Linked DNA regions of Homo sapiens: region 2 is linked to region 1. A link is a contact called in ENCODE Hi-C data. All regions are on one chromosome and are shown on one strand. Each heading gives the region's core, a stretch centred on a gene start or an enhancer-like site at or near the end of the contact. The rest is flanking DNA. Distances are from core to core; before and after follow the strand shown.

The links. Hi-C counts contacts between places; a loop is a spot of excess contacts on that map. Pooled maps may share reads with other maps.
Region 2: a loop to region 1 is called in a map of B cell, with 15 times the contacts of the local background. The contact joins the promoter of PAM here to the promoter of RGMB in region 1. A Hi-C loop is called at or near these places in 3 of 168 maps with a recorded cell type or tissue (B cell, CD4-positive, alpha-beta memory T cell and naive thymus-derived CD4-positive, alpha-beta T cell), 1 of 37 single-sample maps with no recorded cell type and 10 of 50 pooled maps.

What each region holds. Positions count from the first base shown.
Region 1 is chr5:98,770,139-98,777,500 of GRCh38, reverse strand. It overlaps RGMB (repulsive guidance molecule BMP co-receptor b), which reads right to left and starts at 3,838. Exons shown (of 3, transcript NM_001366508.1): 1 at 3,295-3,838. The coding sequence starts at 3,430. It overlaps RGMB-AS1 (RGMB antisense RNA 1), which reads left to right and starts at 4,417. Exons shown (of 2, transcript NR_033932.1): 1 at 4,417-4,879; 2 at 6,317-7,362. RefSeq lists enhancers at 2,602-2,721, 2,977-3,476, 4,212-4,261, 6,640-7,140 and a silencer at 3,362-3,991.
Region 2 is chr5:102,752,361-102,759,722 of GRCh38, reverse strand. It overlaps PAM (peptidylglycine alpha-amidating monooxygenase), which reads right to left and starts at 4,418. Exons shown (of 26, transcript NM_001177306.2): 1 at 4,375-4,418. RefSeq lists enhancers at 3,695-3,784, 3,356-3,856, 4,864-5,389 and a silencer at 4,175-4,724.

The sequences.
Region 1 (7,362 bases), core at 2,589-5,088:
GTCACGTCTCCTCTTATTTCCTAACTGCAATGACAGTACTTGATGGCTGAAAAAAAGACTTAAGTAGCTATTGCATTTTTTTTCTTTTAAAATCAGATACACAGAAAGCAAGAAAATAAATATGGGGCCAAGGTCTCAGTAATGAAGAGCTCTTAAGACTACGGATAAATGACAGCACAAGAACTTCCCGCTAAACTTGCAGTGCCTATTTGTTCTTTTTATGGTCTATAAAATCTATCCGAGCATACGTTTCTTTATAATTATTTCAAATAGTCATAAAATATCAAACGAACAGTATGGAAATGCAGATGGAACCATTCAGAAGGAAAGAAAAGTGGAATTTAGATTCCCAGCTCCCTTTTCATACCTTCCTTGCAACCCCCCAAACCTTTTCCTTTCCTTTTTTTTTTTTTTGAGACGGAGTCTTGCTCTTGTTGCCCAGGCTGGAGAGCAGTGGCGCGATCTCGGCTCACTGCAACCTCCGCCTCCCAGGTTCAAGCGATTCTCCTACCTCAGCCTCCCTAGTAGCTGGGATTACAGGCACGCGCCACCACACCCGGCTAATTTTGTATTTTTAGTAGAGACAGGGTTTCTCCATGTTGGTCAGGCAGGTCTTGAACTCCCAACCTCAGGTGATCTGCCCGCCTCAGTCTCCCAAAGTGCTGGGATTACAGGCGTGAGCCACAGCGCCCGGCCTAAACCTTTCCCTCTTTCATAGCAGGTAGGTGCTGACTGCTTAAACAAATCTCAAATCAAACAGATCTCCCGGGGTTCTTTTGCTTTGGCTAAGGCTTCCAACAGCCTTCTGCTACAGAGATGATGGGAGCGAAGAGGGCTAAATAGAAAGTGCGATTGGGTCAGCATTTTCAGCTGCCTTGTGGGCTTCTATATAATGACTAATTTGTAGCATACACCCAGAAATATCCAGGCTTCATGAATTTATAACGACAACGCACACTTTGCCTGTTATAGGCGGTAAAGTAAGCCTCCTGTCAAAATGCCAAGACAATGCGGAGCAGAAACAATCTCAAGGATGTAGCCAAGAAGGCCATGAAGTGTATGAGTAAGCAAGTAACTCCCATATTGGATCTCTATTCAGGAATTGCAGAGGTTTGCTTAAAAAAAATAAAATAAAATAAAGCAACTAAAGGTACTCTTTTCATACTCTTTTCATTCCCCAAGGGCAGAATTAAAACTCTGCAGCTACAGATTTCTCTATTTTTGGGTCAGATTATCTGTGATCAGTGTGACAGTATTTTCACACCAGTTACTGAACATGCTAAAGCATTTGTGGGTCTAGAGCTTTCATTTCATCATTTTTGAATGAATCAGACATAAAGACCTCACCATTCAAGACAGTTTCTTTAACACCAGGACTACACGTGTGAATCTGCAGCACAATCACCAGTTTATAATAAAAGAAATGAGGTATTCTGAAGCTGAATTAAGTGAAATGTGGAGCCATATGGGGTGCTGAGGCAGATGATAAGGATCCAGGCATAAAACATATAGTAGTCCATCTGCAAAGAGCACTGGCACTCTTGCTGGGTTCCCTTATCTGAGAAACAACCCGGGCATTTAAATAGCACCACTCTTCAAAGAAATCTCTCAAAAGGAGCGTTCTTTTCTTTAACAGGATTAATCGCTTCACTCCAACAAGTTGTCCATAGAAATCGCTTACCACATTGTTGGGCTGAATCTAATGGTGACTTAAATGAGGACACATGAAGATACTGGGAGCTTCACATTCCAAATTCTTGAACGAAGACACCCTACTTTTCTAAACCTTTAAGCCAACTTAGTATGCCTTTCACGGGCTAGCAAAGAAACCTTCAGGGACCACATTCCAATTCTGTCACAGGATCCTATGGCAACTATGGGAAACAATATCCAAGCAGCCAAGGGGGACACAATCCCACCTAGCACAATTTCCATTTCATGAAACTTACATTTTGGTATTATGGACACATATTTTTCGCACAAACACTCCTGAATATATCTTTTAACATGTCAAGAAAAATTTTCCACGTAACTACATGCAGATTGACACTATTTTCTAAGGTTCTTAGGTTACTAATTGAAAGCCGTAATCATCCTAAAACTTTCTATTACACTTTTTTATTAAGCCGTCTTTTCCCTAATTGTCGGTGTTAAAAAGCAGCTATTACATCATAATGCAAAGCTACGCAAAGTAAATTAAGTCTCCTCAGATGTCACATTTTCCCCCCCATTACTTAAAAGACCTCCCTGATTTTTAGCATGGCGGGTATGGTTTAATAAGTAAAAATTACTCCGCACAGTTGGGTGGCATCGAAGTTCAGGATTCTCCAGACCAGAACGTTGTGAAGTGTCTCATATATACAGGACAAAAAAGGTCTGGAAGGAAAAGAAACTTATCTAATGCTGTTTGTTCTCAAGACTAAAGGAAAATGACCCTTTCAACCTTAGCATTAAAAAAAATTCTTTGTCTAGGCAAATTCCTAGAAAAAAATAGTGTGAAGAGCGTCCTGGATTTTCATGAAACGATTTTTTAAAAAGAAAAATAGGTATCACATGGTAGAAGGCTCATTTGCAGGCTTACTTCCCTTGGAACATACGCCTCAAGGCTGGGGAAGCGCCGACCTCCAGAAGGCAGCATGGTTATCTGTCAACCCCTCACGGAGCCCGAAGACACCCGGCTAGTCACAAAACACGAGCTTTTCCCGGGAGGCTGATCGCTGAACAAACGCAGCTTTTGCCAAAACGAAAGAAATCCCTGCTCAAAAAAGTTGACGTTACTTCGAGATTAACTCCCAGGTTTGCAAAATCTGGTAAAAATCTTTCCATCTGGTGTACTTCCTTCGCCTCGCCGCCACCCCCAACTCCAGAAAAGCAGCACAAGGCTCCTTGTCTCCCTCCGAGGCGGCTGCGACGGCGGAAACCTGATCCGAGCCTGACTTTCAGTAAACACCAGCGCAGAGAGCAATAAAGCATCCGGAACATTTGTCTCGGGCGCGCGGCCCCCGCCCGCTAAATGTTTGATAAGCGGCTGTCGGAGGGGAGATTTGTCAGCGGTCCGAGCCGAAGGCGGGGAGGGTGGAGAGAAGGCTCGTCTCTGCGCCCGGCGGCCGCCCGGTGGGTGGCTGCGTTACTGTGGCCCGGAGCCCGACAGAGGTGCGTGTCAGGGGCTCGGGAGGCCTTTCCCGTTGCGCCACGCCGCCCTTCCGCCCCGGCGAGCGCCTTCGAGACCTGGGGCTATTTGGGAACAAAGCCCTAGGCCCCGGGGCTGGCTCCCCTCGCGCGCTCCCGTCCTACCTGCGTGGAGCAGCCCGAGGCTGAACAGCAGCAGCAGCAGCAGCTCCAGCGGCGGGGGGCAGAGCCCGGGGCTGCGGCGCTGCTCAACCTCGGCGGCGGCAGCGGCGGCGCTGGAAGGTGCTGCTCTCAAGCCCATGCCCGTCCATGCAGGTCTCGTGGGCTCCGGCGAGGGCGGCGGCGCGGGCGCCGTGGCGGGTCTGGGCCCGTGGCTGCGGCATGGGCCGGGGGGCGCGCTTCGCTTCCTCTTCTTCCTTCTTCAGGCCCGTGTAGCAGATGGGGCGCCACCACCGCCGCAGCAAGCAGCGCGCAGCCGGCGCAGCCAGTCCGCGGCGGCAGCAGCGGGGCGCAGGGGCATCGTGGCGGCCGGAGGCGGCAGGCAGGGAAAGGGGCGGAAGAGAAGACACAAAGACCGTGAGCGACTGCTGAGACGAGTCCCGAGCGCGCCGGCACCCCGGCCCCAGCCAGCGTGGGCTCGGCGGGCGTGGACCTCCAAGAGGCTGGCCCAGCCCTAGCGACCACCCACCGGCGGCCCGGATATCTCTGCGCGGCAGCCCCCGCGGTCGATCAATCTCAGTCCCGCACTGCCGTCCCGCCCCGCCCTGTGCCCGCCAATCCACGACGCCATAATCCCCCGCCGTGTCCCTCCCTTCCTCCCCATTGGTTGTGACCGCACGTCAGCCCGACTCAGCCTGCCAATCGCAGGACCCAGAGGGCCCTCTCCCCCGCCCGCTCAGTGTAATTCGAGTTCCCTGTCCATCGACTCCAAGTCCTCTCTCCTGCGCCGCATGCTGCCTCGCGCTCCCTTTCCTTCCCCCTCTACCCCCTTCCGCGATTTACTGTTTCCTCGCGCCCAACAGAAATGGGCGACCGCAAGTCTTACTCTCGCCGGCGTTACAAAGGTACCGGCCTTTGACCTCTCCTTGAATTAATGTGATCCGATTCATCTTCCCTCCAAGTTTTTTTTTTAATTTAATTACCCCTCCCTGCCCTGGCCCTGCCAGCTTCAGCTCCACCTCCTTGGAGGAAGCAGGCGCTTTTACAGAGCGCCGCGCGGCAGGTCCCCTTTCAGCCAATCACATCTGCGGAACCGCGTTCCGAGTCGTTTGAGGGTGTCTGGTAAAGCAAGCTCGGGGCGGTGTTGGAAATCTGAATGTCACCCGCGGTCCGGAGCAGATAGGATGGGCTGGGAAGGTACCCGCGAACTGCCGCCGGAATTCGCTGGCAGCTGTGCGAGGCTCAGGTGTTCTAGTTTGACATTTCCCTTCCTGAAAGCGGCAAGGAGAGGTCTAAGAGTGGGCAAACTTCAACGTTCGGTTACAGTGTAATTAATGAGAGTGGTGGGTTTTTATGCAGTGTAATTATGCCACGATTTGTTGTTGCTCAGTGGCTTTTTCACAAATTTCTACAGATTATTTAAATTTTCCACAAATTTCTACGGATTAATTCAATGGCAGCTCACTTTCTCCTTTTATGATCGGATGGGTCCGAAAGTGAGGAAAAAGACAATTGTCTACAAAGAAAGAGGCTGCCAAGTGGAGACAGAAAAGCAGTTATGAGACTGATGATAGATTCCAATTTGTTATCGGTAGGTGTGAAGTGGTATCTAATCTCAAGAATGACCTCAAGGCTGAGAGACACTTGATACCGCCCTCGCCTTTGCCTTTCCCCAAACAGCACAGGGTTGCCATTTAAAATCCACTAACATCCAAATCGTAGTTGGCAACTGTACCCGCTATGTTACTCAGAATCTCTAATTAGGAATTTCTTATCAACCACGGACATGCTGATATTCCACACATGTTTAAATGAGCTAATCAATGGACTAGGATAATTGAGGGGCAAACCTTCAGTCTCACCAGCTCACTTATTAGACACATTTTGAATTGCCCAAACCACTAGGTCCCTAATGAAGGATGCCTATCTGTTTTTACTGTAACTTTTCATTACTTACTTGTTACATACTATGATGACTTAAGGGGTAAACACACCTTTCACTATCCACAATATAATCCAAGCCTGTGTATATCCATAATACGCTTAATAATAGCTTCACAGTTGCCTGGAGAAATGACTTTTGGGGAGGAAGTTATATGACATTTTTAGATAATGCTGCGGACTAAGTATTATTAGAGCAAAAATTTACTATCTTGCAATTACTTCATATAATTAGATACAGTTCATGACATACTAAGAAGCATCTTAAAAAAGTAATCAAACATAATACTGATTTTCAAAGTATTTGGCTAACAAAGACTACATTTTTTTCTCTTAACCCAAGATTTAATTCGACCCCTATAAAAGCAGCATCTCACTTTATTGATCATACTTCAAAGCATATACTCAATAGTTAAGGATCAATAATTTCTGTTTGGTTTGGGTCTTTCCACTCGTGACTTTCTATGATTTTTTACTCCCCTCCCCCTATATCCTGTTCCATAAGTACACGGGTGCTCTAGATTTTCCTATCAATAGAGGGCGTCCTCGAGTCATTGCAAATCCTGGTGTCGTTAAACGGAACTGTTCTTCAGAGGAAAAACTTCATCTCTATAAGGTGCTTTATTGCTCCTCTGTTGTAAAATTTGACAAGCTCGAGATTTATAAGCCTAACAATTCACTTTTTATTGCTGCATAAGTGTTCAGCCGCTAGAGGAAAATGCTAATTTTCACAAGTAAACCGCAAGGTGGTTCCTATTTTCAAGACATAGGTCAGTTGACACACTCGCGGGTAAATTCGTACTGTTCACAAGATCAGGAATTGGCTTGGAAAGCAAGAGCGTAGTGAATAGTCGCTTATACCGCAGCCACTCCTCAAGCCCGTGAGCTGCAAGTTACAAACGACTTTATATTGTACAAAGAAAAATCGGGGAGGGAGCTAGAACACAAACAAAAAAATCGGTGACTTATAAAAGTTTTATGTTTTAATCAGAAAAAAAATCATGAAGTGGCTGATGACTTGTGTAATTCACACATCCACCCTGTTTCTTGCCACTGGTACTCTTTCTCCCTTTCTCTTTGTTTTCAGAAAGGAAGGAGGAGACCTGAACAGTACATCCGGAGAATCCAGCAAAGCATACTACGGCATGAACGTGCAAGTGGACAGAATTAAAACACATGCCAGAAACACTAATGGATTCTAAACAAGATGCAGTTTCATTTCCTGAGCCTATACGTGATGTTTTTAACTGTTCTCCAGTTAATATGTCTCCATTTCCAGAAATCTAACAGGAGAATCTCTGACTGCTTAACAGATCACCTAAGCTTGCGATTTGTGCAATCCTTTCTAGAGTAAGGGCTCCCCGGCTGCTCCCCGGCCACTGTGTACCCAAAGCAGCGGCTGAAATAGCCCGGAGTCCAACAGCTCAGCGTCAAGCAGCTCGTGGTTTGTACTTACATCATTTTTTTTTTCAGAGCAAGAGTGAAAGTTTATTAAAAAGCGTTAGAACAGTAAGGAAAGGAAAGGAGAGAAAATAAGGAAAGTACAACTTGGAAGAGGGCCAAGCGGGCGACTTGAGAAATCAAGTGCCTGTACTTACATCATTCTTAACCCTTTCGCTCCTGGAGGGGGCTCAGCGGGATCAGGGGGCCCCTGAACTTCGGAACACGCAGGACCTGGGTGTGAGAGAAGAGTCCCAAAGCTTGGCGTGAGCAATGCACTCGCGGAGGGAGAGAGCCCGGGGCTTGCGGGGGGCTCATCACCCGCTCGTAGACAACGGGCCCCCGCAATCCCTGCGGGCTCCGCCGCTGCTCTCACCGCTCAAAACGGCAGGTGCAAAAAGCATTTGGGAGCCGCTTGCCAGCGCGCGGAGGTAATGCGCTTCCTGTCCATTTATCTCAGGAAACCAGTGCAGCCTTCCCTTCGAAACAAAATTAACCTCTCATTAGCCAGCCACTCGCTCCCAAGAAGGCCTTAAAAGCTTTACCAGCTCGCTAATGTATTTAGGCTTTTCTTCCAGGCAAACGCAGCCGCCGGTCTTGACTGCCATCGCCCAAGGGGTTCCTCTGGGCTCTCCCGCGAGCCAACAGCCGACCTCTCTCCAGCCTAGTCTGGGAAACTCCAGCCAACCCAGG
Region 2 (7,362 bases), core at 3,169-5,668, 4.0 Mb before region 1:
CCTTTAGCCACATTAAACTCCTCTCAGTTTCTTACATGTAGAGGTCATAAAGTGGTGGCCCTAGGTTGAATTCCAACTACAGATTTGTCTGGTTTGGCCCACAGAATAGTTTTTAAAACATTTGGGTTAGTTCATATTTGGGAGATTTCATATTTATAAAATATGAATTTTAAGCTCCTCTTTAGAAATCAAGGCATCTGGCAACACTTGGCCTGCATCCCAACCTGACAATACTTGGCTGAAATGAGTATCTACTTTTCCCTTTAGACAGCTTGGATTCTCCAGATTGCCACGCCTCTCCCTCCTGCTCTTACCTATGTATTGTTTAACATTTTCTGCCTGACTTCCATTCTAAGGCATCATGCTCCCTTTGGTCTCTTTCAATCTTCCCACCTCTTCAGCTGCTAACTACCACTCATGCTTCAGGTCTTCATGTATTCATGCTGCTAGGAAGTTTTCCTTCACCACCACCAACCCAATTAGGATGAGATGATGCACTGTGTGACATTCACCTACCCAGGACCCTGCTATCCTATCTTCTGAGGTTCTCTTCACTACCCTTATCATGGCATGAATCATATGGCATTATAATTTTTTAAAAATTTTCTTTATAAATTTATAATTCTCTGTTTACAGATCTGCATCCCTCTCTAGACCTTTCAGTCATAAGAAAGTGACTATAACTGTCTTGTATACCATTGTATGTCAGTGCCTAGGAAAAAGCCAAACGTTTAGTGTGGGCTGAATAAACACTTGTTGCATAAATGAATGAAAAAAGTTAGCTGAGGAATGGCTATTTCAAAATATTGGGGAAGAGTGTATTTATATTTTTATATATGTATTCATTTTTAAAATGTGGACCACTGAAATTCCATTCCTTCCCCCCTCCCCCTACCCTGGAGAAACTAAAATAACTACTTGAGTCATAGAGCAATAGCTGTATACTGGCAATGTGCTAAGAACCACACATGGATTAGCTCATTTAATGCTGACAACAGTCCTTTCAGGTTAGTATTTCATTATTCCCATTTTGGAGAGGTAAACATTCAACCCCAGATAAAATGAAGGCCTTATTCTCCACAACACAGTAAATTGTAGGGATACATGATGACTGAAATTTCTGCCAGGATACCTGAGAGCACATGACACCAACAGCAGCTTTATTCACAGCCCATCTTTTGAGCTATTTGTATGTGGTTTTAATAATTAGCTTTCGCATTCAAATGGTAAAGAAAGTTCTTATACACACAAGAAGCATTTATGGCTATTATACCAGATGACACGGCTTCCAGGGCAGTAAGAAGGATCTTTAATCTCATTTCACAAATAGAAAAACAAAGGTATGGAACAATAAAGCCAAGTGTAAAGTTAACATTATGTCCCTCAGGCTGCCCCTCAGCCTGCCATGCCTTAATGTGAGAGTCCAATCAAAGCCTCAAAGCCCAGTATGTAAAGCCTAATAAATTCTGCACATAGCAGATAGATAAATTCTTCCTAGGAGGAGGAAAAGAATCAGAGATGTCACTGAGTCACACAAAATACAACCTAGACAGAAAGTCAAGATCCCTGGTCAATCTTTTCCAGGTGGAATTCTTGCTCATTCTTTGCCCCAAGAAAAAAAAAAAAAAAAAAAAAAAAAAAAAAAAAAACAAAATTCTAAGTCTTTTTTTTTTTTTTTTTTGAGACAGGGCCTCTCTCTGTGGCCCAAGTTGGAGTGTGGTGGCATGATCACAGCTCACTATAGCCTCAACCTCCCAGTTTCAAGAGATCCTCCCTCCTCAGCCTCTTGAGTAGCTGGGACTACCGGCGTGCACCACCACACCTGGCTTTTTTTTTCTTTTAATATTTTTTGTAGAGAGAAGGTCTCACTATGTTGCTGGTTTCAAACTCCTGAACTCAAGCAATACTCCCGCCTCAGCCTCTCAAAGTGTTGGGATTACAGGCATGAGCCACCACACTCAGTCTCACCAAGTCTCGTAACTTTTAAAGTCAAATTTCCAGAGTCACTTCAGGACCCACCAGGCCTTAAGGTCCAGCTTATTAAAAATCTTACATTAAATCTCTGTATATTTTTTCTAGGCATTATAATTTCCTTCCTCAAGGAGTTGAGAAAAAAACTGTATGTGGGAACCACAACATACAGTTGAAGGAAGTTAGAATTAAAATTTCTATAGCTTTTAACATTTGATTAGCACATCATACATGTGTAGAATGTTTTCCTAAGCTTTCATTCTAAAAACACAGAATTCATTTTATTTCCAAGTGCACCTTGATGAAGTAGGAGCACATGGCATTTTATTTTAGAAAGCAATGTCTTAACAAACTTGTTATTTCTTCCAATTATGCAAACTCACCAAATGATTTTTTATCTATTTATTTATTTAGTTTTATCTTTTTTTGAGAGAGTCTCACTCTGTCACCAGGGCTGGAGTGTGTGGAGTGATCTCAGCTCACTGAAACCTCCACCTCCCAGGTTCAAGCGATTCTCCTGCCTCAGTCTCCCAAGTAGCTGGGATTACAGGTGCCTGCCACTATGCCCAAGTAATTTTTTGTATTTTTAGTAGAGATGGGATTTCACCATGTCGGCCAGGCTGGTACGGAACTTCTGACCTTGTGATTTGCCCGCCTCGGCCTCCCAAAGTGCTGGGATTACAGGCGTGAGCCACCGCAGCCGGCCAAATGATGATCTTAAAGGGCCTTTGATAATGCATTCTTGACCTCATTCTACTTGCCATGTATAGTCATTAGAAGACTGTTCATATAAAAATATGAAATAAAACTACATAGTCTTTAAGTTACCTTGGAAGGCCCTTCAGGACAAGGAACATACTCTATATCTTTATATCTTTAAAGCATATAGCAGAGTGCATCGCGGAATGAAAATGCCTATTAAGTCAGGAATGCAGGAACGACAGGGCTTACCATTTAATATCAATTCTAAAGCTGATTATTTATTTTTGAGACAGGGTCTTGCTCTGTCACCGAGGCTGGAGTGCAGTGGTATAAACACAGTTCACTGCAGCCCTGACTTCCTGTAAAGCTGATTTTTTAGGCCATTTACTTGCTTTATAAAGTAACTAGAATGGCATGAACTATGCTTTTTTGTGCCTGTGATTATAAACTGAAAATTTACAAACAATATGTCACATGTTATTTGAGCTAAATGTCTGATTTTACTAAAATGAAAGTATCCTTCCTGGATTATTAGAATTAGCAGTAAATTTAAGTTTGCACCTAGAAGAGAAAAGCGATTGTAAAGAATGTAAAACATCTGAAGCAAACAAAGTCCAATAAGATCTTCCTTCTACTTGAATTTCTATGACCACAAAGGCACAGGATGTAAGGTCCATAGCTTTGTACACAGGGATTGGTGGGGACGACACGATTTCAACTCTGAACCCCAATGACCAGCTCCAGGAACACATGCCTTTTAGCCCCGCAAAGCTACTGACCAAATCACCCAGAGAGATAATCACATCTCAGCCAAAGGACCTGAACTCAGACGATCAGAACACAGGACCTGCCATCAGGCAGCTGCACGAGACAAGAGACCGTGCTCAAAATCACGTAATACCCTAAGTCATCCCAAGGGAGCCCCACAACTACCCTCAGCGGCAGGCAGAGCTGACGCATATTTTGCAGATGACAACATACAGGTTCCGATGGGGCGGGTCCCAAGGCCACAGAGCTGGGAAGGTGACTGAACCTAGACTTAACTAGTATCCCAAGTGGTGGATACTTCCCATTCTGCCTTGGAGATCGCCCTTCGCCCGCGTATTACATTCGGAGGCTGGCAAAACGGCAGGAAGAGAGCAAAGCTGGGCAAGGACGGGAAAGAAAGAGGGGAAGGAATTTCCACTGCTTCCCGGCACTCGCCCCCACTCCACACCCCAGGTTGCTACTCCGCGGCGGCCTCTACTTCCCCAAACTAGACTGAAGGGCGGGCGGAGAACCGAGGAGGCTTTCTAGGCGTCACGGAGAGTTCTCCAAGTTGGGGGCAGAAAAGGCGAATGAACAAATTGTACCCCCTAGGGAGAGGGCACAAGGAGAAGTGCGGAGGTGAGAAGGACCGGAGGGGAGGACGACCCCTCACAAACTGGCCAGGGACTTAATAATGGTGATGAAGGGTCGTGAGAGAGGTTTGGGAAATGCGAGAATAGCTCAGTCCCCAAAATCCTCCCTGGCCGCATCGCTGGATCCCCGCCCCATCCCCCCACCCCCGACCCGGGCAGCCCGGGAGAAAAAGCAACAACCTCCTGGGGCACCAGGAATTGGTGGCAGCAGGATCCCGAGCCCAGGCCCCCTTCCGCGCCCCCACCCTCACCCTTGCCCTGACCGCCTCGCAGTGGCGGCAGCAGCGGCAACAACACCAACCTGCGCGACCACGGGCTCTGTCCGGGACGGAAGCCGGAGCCTGCGGGCGGCGGAGCGGCGGGCGGAGTTAGTTGGAGGCTCCGGCTCCCTGGGCGGGGACAGGCTGAGCACGCGGAGGCAGCGGCGGTGGCGGGGGCTCCCTCTCCTCGGCGTGCGCCGGGCCCAGCCGGGTCCGCCGCTCGCCCTCGACTCCTGGGGCAGGTCTCAGTCCCTCCCCGGGGGCGGCTCCCGGGCCAGCCCCGCGCTCGCCTCCTCCACGCCGGCGGCCTCTGCTCCGCCCTGCCTCTTTGGGCGCAGGGGGCGCGGAGCTTGGGAAGTGGAGCCCTGGCGAGTCCCCAGCGATTGCGCGCAGCTTCCCGGGGTTTCCCTGCGGGGGTCGCGTGTGCTGGGTGTCTGAACTCACGCGCGGGCCAGAGGTAGCCAAGAGCTGGAACTCTTGCCCAAGTGCCCCGGGGAAGGGAGTGAAGGCCCGGCCTGAAAGTCTCTGACCCTCCCGAGTCTCGTGTCCCTAGAAGCAGCCTTGCGAGGTGGCCACGCCAGCTGCCCTGAGAGAAGCAGAGGAAAATGTCCGACTCTCCCTCCGCCCAGCTTCGCGCCAGAAGAACGTTTCCCGAGAGAAGGAAGGACCCATTGACCCCCAGCCCTTGCTCCAGCCTGGAGACCTGGCTGAGTGCATGGAACTGGAAGGATGGCAGAGTACCGGGGCTGAAAGCCTGGGAAATGTGCTATTTCTATTCACACCACCCCCTTGCCCGGCCCCTGGATTCAGGCCACCTCGCTCAGGTCTGCGCAGTGCTTCCCAGTTCACACCTCCGACCCGAGGAGGGAGGTCGGTATCCCTTTCTTAGCCTGGCTTCCCGCCTCCATCTGCATCCCTTTCTGCTAAACCTTTTTAACCCGCAGAGTGCCCAGCGCGCACACACCGATCACTTCGCCCCTAAACTGCGGGCAGGGAACTCTGGAGCCACCCACATCCCCAGCCTCACCCCAAAGCAAGAGAAAGCAGGGAGCCGCGCGTGGGGTGGTGGGGGCGGGGCTGGAGAGTTCCAGTAGGAAGGTTTTATACCCAAGAGGCTTGATGATGTGCAGTACTGACCCCACACACAAATTGATATGCGTTTAATTGAAGGCAGGTATTTGCCACTGTCTCTCCCTGTCTGCAGGTAACCGCTTGAGTGCGTTCACCTCGCCTCTTCCATCCCCAGCGCCAGCCCAGCCCCCTCTCTTTCTCCCAGAGTCCCATCCTCCTCTCCCTCACCTCTCCCATCCCAGCTCCCTGCAGCGCGGGTCCCGAGCTGCTCCAGATCCCCAGCACCCAGCTCTGGTCTTTCCAGACAACTCCTCCCCTTCAGAATCTGGTGTGGTAGCAGGGAGGTTGTGAGAAGGGACACTGAGGAAGATAAAGAAGGAGAAGCCAGTGGACTGGGAAGAAGGTAGGAAAGTGCGAACCGAAGGGGTACACCGGAGAGGAGCTATGGGAAATGAGGCAAAGCCTTCAGGCTATAGGGGGATTCCCAGAAAGAAAATCATTTTCTCCATAGGGAAACTACCGATGCTCGCTGTAGACCAGTTGGAAAATCTGTTGTACACCCTCCCAACAGAATTCCTAGTGAGCAGTGGCCAGACTGGTCAGGGCCTAGAGCATGTGTCCAGGAACTCCATCCACTTCCCAACCCAAATTCCAAGGCAGGCGGATGACCCTCATTTTGGAAACTTGATTCTGAGAAGGTGCGAGAAGACACCGAGCTGAGTCTGTTTACGGATCCCGGGCTGTTCTTCATCTTTAGGCATCTCCTAAGTCACTTTATCTCTTCCTCCTGGTCTGGGTTGTTAAGGAAAGCAAGCACTTGAGACCCTCCCTCAAATACGTCTCTCCTCTGTGTGTGTGTGTGTGTGTGTGTCACAGAGAGAAAGTTTGTGGTGTGAGAGAGAGAAGAAAATGTGGAGGGGCAGGAGTTCTAGGCTATGGTGTTTTGTTTCTCTTTGTTTTCTTTCTTCAATTCAGTACATTTTTGTGCCAAGATGATTTTCTTGTTCAGTGGTGACTATATTTTTGCCTTAAATGTGGGAGAGTAGTTGGGACAACACTTCTAAATGTAACCTGACGGTAACCTCTCACACCCTCAAGGTCCTGGTGTGTCTGGAATTGGTGAGTTCTTGGTCTCACTGACTTCAAGAATGAAGCCGCGGACCCTCTCTGTGAGTGTTACAGTTCTTAAAGGCAGCATGTCTGGAGTTTGTTCCTTCTGATGTTTGGATGTGTTTGGAGTTTCTTCCTTCTGGTGGGTTCGTGGTCTCACTGGCTCAGGAGTGAAGCTGCAGACCTTCGTGGTGAGTGTTACAGCTCATAAAGGCAGTGTGGACCCAAAAAGTGAGCAGCAGCAAGATTTATTGCAAAGAGCAAAAGAGCAAAGCTTCTCCAGTGTAGAAAGGGACCCCAGCGAGTTGCTACTGGGGCAGCCTGCTTTTAGTCCCTTATCTGGCCCCACGCACATCCTGCTGATTGGTCCATTTTACAGAGAGCTGATTGGTCTGTTTTACAGAGAGCTGATTGGTCCGTTTTGACAGGGTGCTGATTGGTGCGTTTACAATCCCTGAGTTAGACACAAAAGTTCTCCAAGTCCCACTAGATTAGCTAGATACAGAGTGCTGATTAGTGTATTCACAATCTCTTAGCTAGACATAAAGGTTCTCCAAGTCCCCACCAGATCAGCTAGATACAGAGTACTGATTGGTGGATTTACAAACCTTGAGCTAGACACAGGGTGCTGATTGATGCATTTACAAACCTTGAGCTAGACACAGAGTGCTGATTGGTGTATTCACAATCCCTTAGCTAGACATAAAGATTCTCCAGGTCCCCACCAGATTAGCTAGATACAGAGTGCTGATTGGTGCATCCACAAACCCTGAGCTAGACACAGAGTGCTGATGGAGCAGGGGGCAGCGCTAGTCTAGGAGGCTTGGGGAGGTTCGGTAGCGCAGGAG